Linked DNA regions of Homo sapiens: region 2 is linked to region 1. A link is an interaction called in ENCODE POLR2A ChIA-PET data of the cell type or tissue named here. Cell type or tissue: HepG2. All regions are shown on one strand. Each heading gives the region's core, and the rest is flanking DNA. Links, peaks and the distances in the headings are about the cores only.

Evidence for each region. ChIA-PET counts read pairs that join two places held together with the same protein. Peaks named below come from ENCODE experiments on the same cell type or tissue, not always from the same donor. Only the 100,000 strongest peaks of a DNase experiment are listed, where the experiment ranks them.
Region 2: POLR2A ChIA-PET joins it to region 1 with 5 read pairs; 7 of 35 experiments call an interaction of 5 or more read pairs at or near these places.

Annotation. Positions count from the first base shown.
Region 1 is chr13:41,909,784-41,912,707 of GRCh38, reverse strand. It overlaps VWA8 (von Willebrand factor A domain containing 8), which reads left to right. Exons shown (of 45, transcript NM_015058.2): 3 at 540-670. Among named protein-coding and RNA genes, the nearest start is that of VWA8, 50 kb to the left of the region's middle. In HepG2, for the core only: no CTCF peak of the experiment used is centred there; no DNase peak of the experiment used is centred there.
Region 2 is chr13:41,973,511-41,976,434 of GRCh38, reverse strand. The region is part of intron 2 of VWA8-AS1 (VWA8 antisense RNA 1); the gene reads right to left. It overlaps LOC105370176 (a long non-coding RNA gene), which reads left to right. Exons shown (of 3, transcript XR_941905.3): 3 at 1,520-1,596. Among named protein-coding and RNA genes, the nearest start is that of VWA8-AS1, 14 kb to the right of the region's middle. In HepG2, for the core only: no CTCF peak of the experiment used is centred there; a DNase peak (open chromatin) is centred at 1,734; H3K4me3 peaks cover 455 bases.

The DNA.
Region 1 (2,924 bases), core at 290-2,789:
AAATTTTCTAACCATGATCTTACAACCCATTACCAACTTAAGTTGTAGTATGCTTTTCTCAGATTTTTTAAGACTATGATAATCATTAACTATCTGGGATGATTTGATCATATCTCTCTTTTAGAACAAAAAGATTGGACTATAAAATTGTGATTAATCAAATCAGTTCCTCAAATCATCCTTGAAGATCGCTTTTATTTCGTTAGGAACAGTTATAGGTTATTATTCAAATGTTATGGAAAGCTTTCAAGTAAGGAATATGTAATTCTTTGTGATATTATAAACTTAATCTTGTTTTAGCATCGACAATAATGGTTTTATTGTAAAACTATGTGAAAATTCAGCAGGTGTCTACATGTTTGTCCAGATAAACATATGCATATGTTTATATATATTTATATACATATGTTTATAAATACACAGATAAACACATATTTTATATACGTTATATATATATATAAATATGTCCACATTACTTGGAGATTTATATTATAAGTAATACTTAAATTTGCACTTCATTTTCTCTTTTTTCTTTATAGTTTCAGACTCTCTGGCTCAATCTGTAGTTCAGCATCTAAGATGGATAATGCAGAAGGATCTTTTGGGGCAAGATGTTTTTCTAATAGGACCTCCTGGGCCTCTTCGACGCTCTATTGCTATGCAGTACTTGGTGAGCAGTTAATTCTTGTCAATTTCTAAGGGTCTTAACTTTGTAAGCTATGAAATAAAATAAGATTAAGAATTTATAAAAAATATCAGAATTAGTCATTATTTGAAACAAATGCTGACATCAAAGGGTGATTTGTTTATAAAGTGTTTGGCATAAGTTATTTGGGAGTCAAATGTATAGCTTTAGCAAATTTTCATAGCTGTAGCAAATTTTTACTGTAACTAGAAAGTCCCCCACTTCCAGTAGAAAAGAGATATAAATTCAGGCAATGAGTAGCAGATAGAATCAGCAAGTCTGAAATTACAAAGCAAAACTTGGTATTATACTGCTTAGTGAACATTCCCTTATCTCAGGCTCACATTTTAAAAAGCCAAACAATTCCCTTGACTTTTGGAAGTTATGCAGTCTTTAAAGGAAGCCTAAGGTCTGTAGAGTATCTCTTCTGTGTTATATATCTCCTTGTTTTTTCTTTAAATAGATGAGAAAACAAGTTCACAGAGGTTAAATAACTCACTCAAGCTTTATCCAGCTGGTAAATAATAGAGCTAGAGTTGAAATCCCATGTTTCCCCTTTCTGACATGTTGTCCTCTTAAACATTTGCAGTTCTTTGAGAACTGTTGTTAAGTGAACTGAAGCTCAAATCTCAACCCAAATAAGAAAATTTACAAGTCTTGACCAGGCACAGTGGCTCACACCTGTAATCCCAGCCCTTTGGGAGGCTGAGGTGGGTGGATCACCTGAGGTCAGGAGTTCGAGACCAGCCTGGCCAACATGGTGAAACCTCGGCTCTACTAAAAATACAAAAATTAGCAGGGTATGGTGCTAGGCGCCTGTGATCCCAGCTACTCGGGAGGCTGAGGCAGGAGAATTGCTTGAAGTTGGGAGGTGGAAGTTGCAGTGAGCCAAGATCGTGCCATTGCACTCCAGCCTGGGTGGCAAAGTGAGACTCCGTCTCAAAAAAAAAAAAAAAAAAAGAAAGAAAATGTACAAATGTTTTCCGCTATTTTGTCAGTATTGGTAGGCATTACCCTAATGATTAATGAAAGAATGCCACCAGATGAAGCTGTGTTCTGAAGACATTTTTTAGGATGAAGAGAAAAACCTTATTTAAAGATTCCTTGTATTATTTGCTATGAAATGATTGATTTCAATGCTATTGAAATCTACCTTGTACACTCTTTTATTTCAGTGGCGAATCTTCTTTGGTACTTCAAAAATCATGTGGGGCAGAAATAATAAATACATGAATAAATCAGAGCCTAACTCGCACTAGCTCATTTATCTTTTATTTATCCCTAGAACTAGTTTGTGAGGTAAAACGTGCCACTGTAGAGCCATCCTCACTTTATTAATATGTAAGGTAAAAGTGTCTTATCTAAGAATGCGAAGTCAGCTACTGAGAATTACAGATCTAGAGCCATTTTTGTTGTTGTTTTTTTTTTTTGTTTTTTTTGAGATGGAGTCCCACTTTGTCGCCCAGGCTGGAGTGCAGTGGCTTGATCTTGGCTCACTGCAACCTTTGCCTCCTGGGTTCAAGTGATTCTCCTGCCTCAGCTTCTCATTAGCTGGGACTACTGACGCATGCCACCACACCCGGCTAATTTTTCATGTTTTTAGTAGAAATGGGTTTCACCATATTGGGCAGGCTGGTCTCCAACTCCTGACCTTGTGATCCATCTGCCTCGGCCTCCCAGAGTGCTGGGATTACAGCCACCGTGCCCGGCCAAGCCTTTTTAATTTTAAGATGTGCACTTGCTACCTTGCTTATTTCAAAGACCACAATATCTCACTGAGATTTTGTTTTTGGCAAGGCTTTGAAGCTTATTGAGAATGTGAAATGAGAAGGGCTAAGAGATTATGAGAAGCCTCGTTGGTTCAAAAATGCAACATAGATTTGTAAGTGTGAAACCTGTATCTTTAAAAAAGAAACCAACAACACCCCCAACTTTAAATTGTGGAATGGAGCTGAGGCAACCATAGGCTGTGGATATACATAAGAAAACTTAATACTAGCTTAAGCCTCCTTGCAGTGAGTACTATTGCCCCTAAGAATAACAGCCTATGTATAGTGATAGCCAGAGTGGATGAGATCTTTAAAGGCAGAAAATCTGGGGCAAGCATGGTAAACCATGAGAAAATAAATAGGAATAATTTCATAGTTGTGTTTATTTTATACTTATATAAAAGGACTTTTGTAGTTTGTTCAAAAAAATCATACCACTGCTGCCTCCTCCATCTGCTGCTCCTGGGGCT
Region 2 (2,924 bases), core at 176-2,675, 64 kb before region 1:
GTGAGAAAAAAAAAGATTTTATTTTTATTTTGGGGATTTCTTTTTTCCTGGGAGTAATGGCTCCATAGTAGCTAAATAGGTACATATTTCAGGACCACAGGGAAATCTATGAATTCAGAAATGGACCGTTCAATTACGTGACATTAGTCAGAAATAGGTTGTTCTAAATTTATGGATTTAAATGTGTCAAGGAGAATTAATTCTCTCTGTGGAGGACTAAGCTAATGTTTTTTCCCTTCATTTTACTTCTCCCAATACTAAGATGAACATATGTTTATAATAGAAATTTTTGAAACATAGAAAGGATAAACGAAAATTTATAATTATTTTTGAATCATTCAAATGTACTCTATAGTTTTGTATATTTACTATATAATTGTTACAAATTAGAATCATGTTGGATATATAGTTTTGTTTCCTAGCCTTTTAAATATTATGTTACAAAGATTTTACAACTGCATAAATTATAATTATAATTTAGTTAGCCATTCTTATTGAATAGTTTTCAATATTTCAGTATTATTAATAATACTGCACAAAACATACTCATACCAAATCTTTGATAACATCTCTGTTTATTTCCTCAAGCTAGAGTCCTAGAGGGGTATAAAATGTTTCTAGTTCCCTGACATGTTGTCATATTGCATCCCAGAATAACTGTACCACTTTACACACCCACAGGAATATATAAGAGGATTCTCCTACTCCATTCTTATTTCTGATTTCTTACTCTCTTACTCCATTCTTATCTTCATTATCAAGGGGTTTTTTTGGTTGTTGTTTTTAAAAAAAACATTGCCTATCTGATATGCATAATTTTTTTTCCACCTTAAGTTGAGCAATAAGGTTTGTGCTATTAGGCATTTTTTTTTTCTTTTTTCCTTTTTTTTTCTTGTTTTTGAGACTGAGCCTCACTCTGTCGCCAGGCTGGAGTGCAGTGGCCTGATCTCGGCTCACTGCAACCTCCGCCTCCTGGGTTCAAGTGATTCTCCTGTCTCAGCCTCCCGAGTAGCTGGGATTGCAGGCACGCGCCACCACACCCAGTTAATTTTTGTATTTTAGTAGAGACAGGGTTTCACCATGTTGGCCAGGATGGTCTCTATCTCCTGACCTCATGATCTGCCTGCCTCGGCCTCCCAAAGTGCTGGGATTACAGGAGTGAGCCACCACGCCCGGCAGCTATTACGCATTTTTAAGGGGTGCACCGTGCATTGTTACAGAGGGAAGGAAAACACTCGGGCCGAATTGCTACTCAGGGAAGCCCAGGCCTGGTCACCTTGGGGAAGGCTATGAAGGGGGCTCCCAGCACCCCCTCCCTTATGCCTGGTTGCCTCCCATAACCACCCTGCCTTGGGGGCCCCAGCTCTTTTATGCTTTTTACTCTCAATCTTATTTTGCTCTCATGAAAGGATTGAATAGATATGGGTAAGGCTAAATTCCTTAACCATCGATGCACATTTAAATTATGTTTTGTTTGTTTTACTTACAAATACAATGATATGTTTCTTCTACCATACAGGGTCCTGCAGATCTTTGAGCGTTAAGACAAAACCTTTGTCCTGAAAGACTTCGTGAGCTGGTCCTGAGAGACTGTGGCCAATGCCAGTGTGTTATCTATTTCTGAAATCCGAACTTCAGAATGAACGGAAGGGAGTCAAAAACCCTGCCTCAGCATGTCAGGCAAACCTGTATATGAGAGCTGCGAGTTTGTTTTGTTGATTAGTTGATTGGGGCTGTGGTTGTGGGCATGGTGGCGTAACACATTCTTTGTTCTCGTCTACCTTTGCTCCCTTCCCTTCCTAAGTTACAGAAATAATACATGCTTGTTTGAACGCGCATTTGTTACAAGCATGTGATTTTTTTGTATCTTAAAGTAATACCAAAGGAAATAAAAGTTTTTCCCTTACCCCATCATTATCCCTCCAAGGTAACCATGTTAACAGACTGGTATGTGACCCTCCACACCTTTCTTCACACTTACACAACACATACCAACAAAAGTACATAGCTGGGGCTGGGTGCGGTGGGTCACGCCTATAATCCCAGCACTTTGGGAGGCCAAGATGGGCAGATCACTAGGTCAGGAGATCTAGACCATGCTGGCTAACATGGTGAAACCCCATCTCTACTAAAACTACAAAAAATTTGTATTTTTTGTATTTTGTATTTGTGGTGGCACACACCTGTAGTCTCAGCTACTTGGGAGGCTAAGGAAGGAGAATCACTTTAACCTGGGAGGCGGAGGTTGCAGTGAGCCGAGATCGCTCTGCACTCCAGCCTGGGCGACAGGGCAAGACTCCGTCTCAAAAAAAAAAAAAAAGTATGTAGCTGGAACTGCGCATTCATTTTCCTTTTACTATTATGCCTATTGTGATTGCTATGATTACTATTATGTTCATTACTCTCCAGCTTGTTTTGCTAACTTAACAATACTTCATGTACATCATTTTAAGTCAATGCACACAAACTAACTTATTCCTCCTCCCTTTTAAAAATAGACAACTCTTAATTGAATAAAGTAATAAATGCACATGATACAAAGTCAAACACTACAAGAGAATACAGTGAAAATATTTGTTTGCCTCCCAACCCAGACTCTCAGTACCCTCCCCAAGGGAACTGACTATGTAGAGTAACAAGACATGAAGAAGGAGTTTTTCCTTTCTCCCTGGAAGTGGAAAATAGGACCCAGTGCTAAGGACAGAGAGGCACAATGACTTTGCATTCTAAAGAGTCCTGCCAATATTCGGGACTGGGCACCTTCCCCAGAGTTTAGTAAATCAGGCAGAATTGCCTTCCTACCACTAGCAGGCACCCCATCTAAAACTCCGTAGTGTATAAGGAAAGGTGCTGGGGAGGCGAGAGAGGAAACGTGCCATTACTTTGATTGTAGGTCTCAAGAGGAGAGAAAAGACATTTTTCTC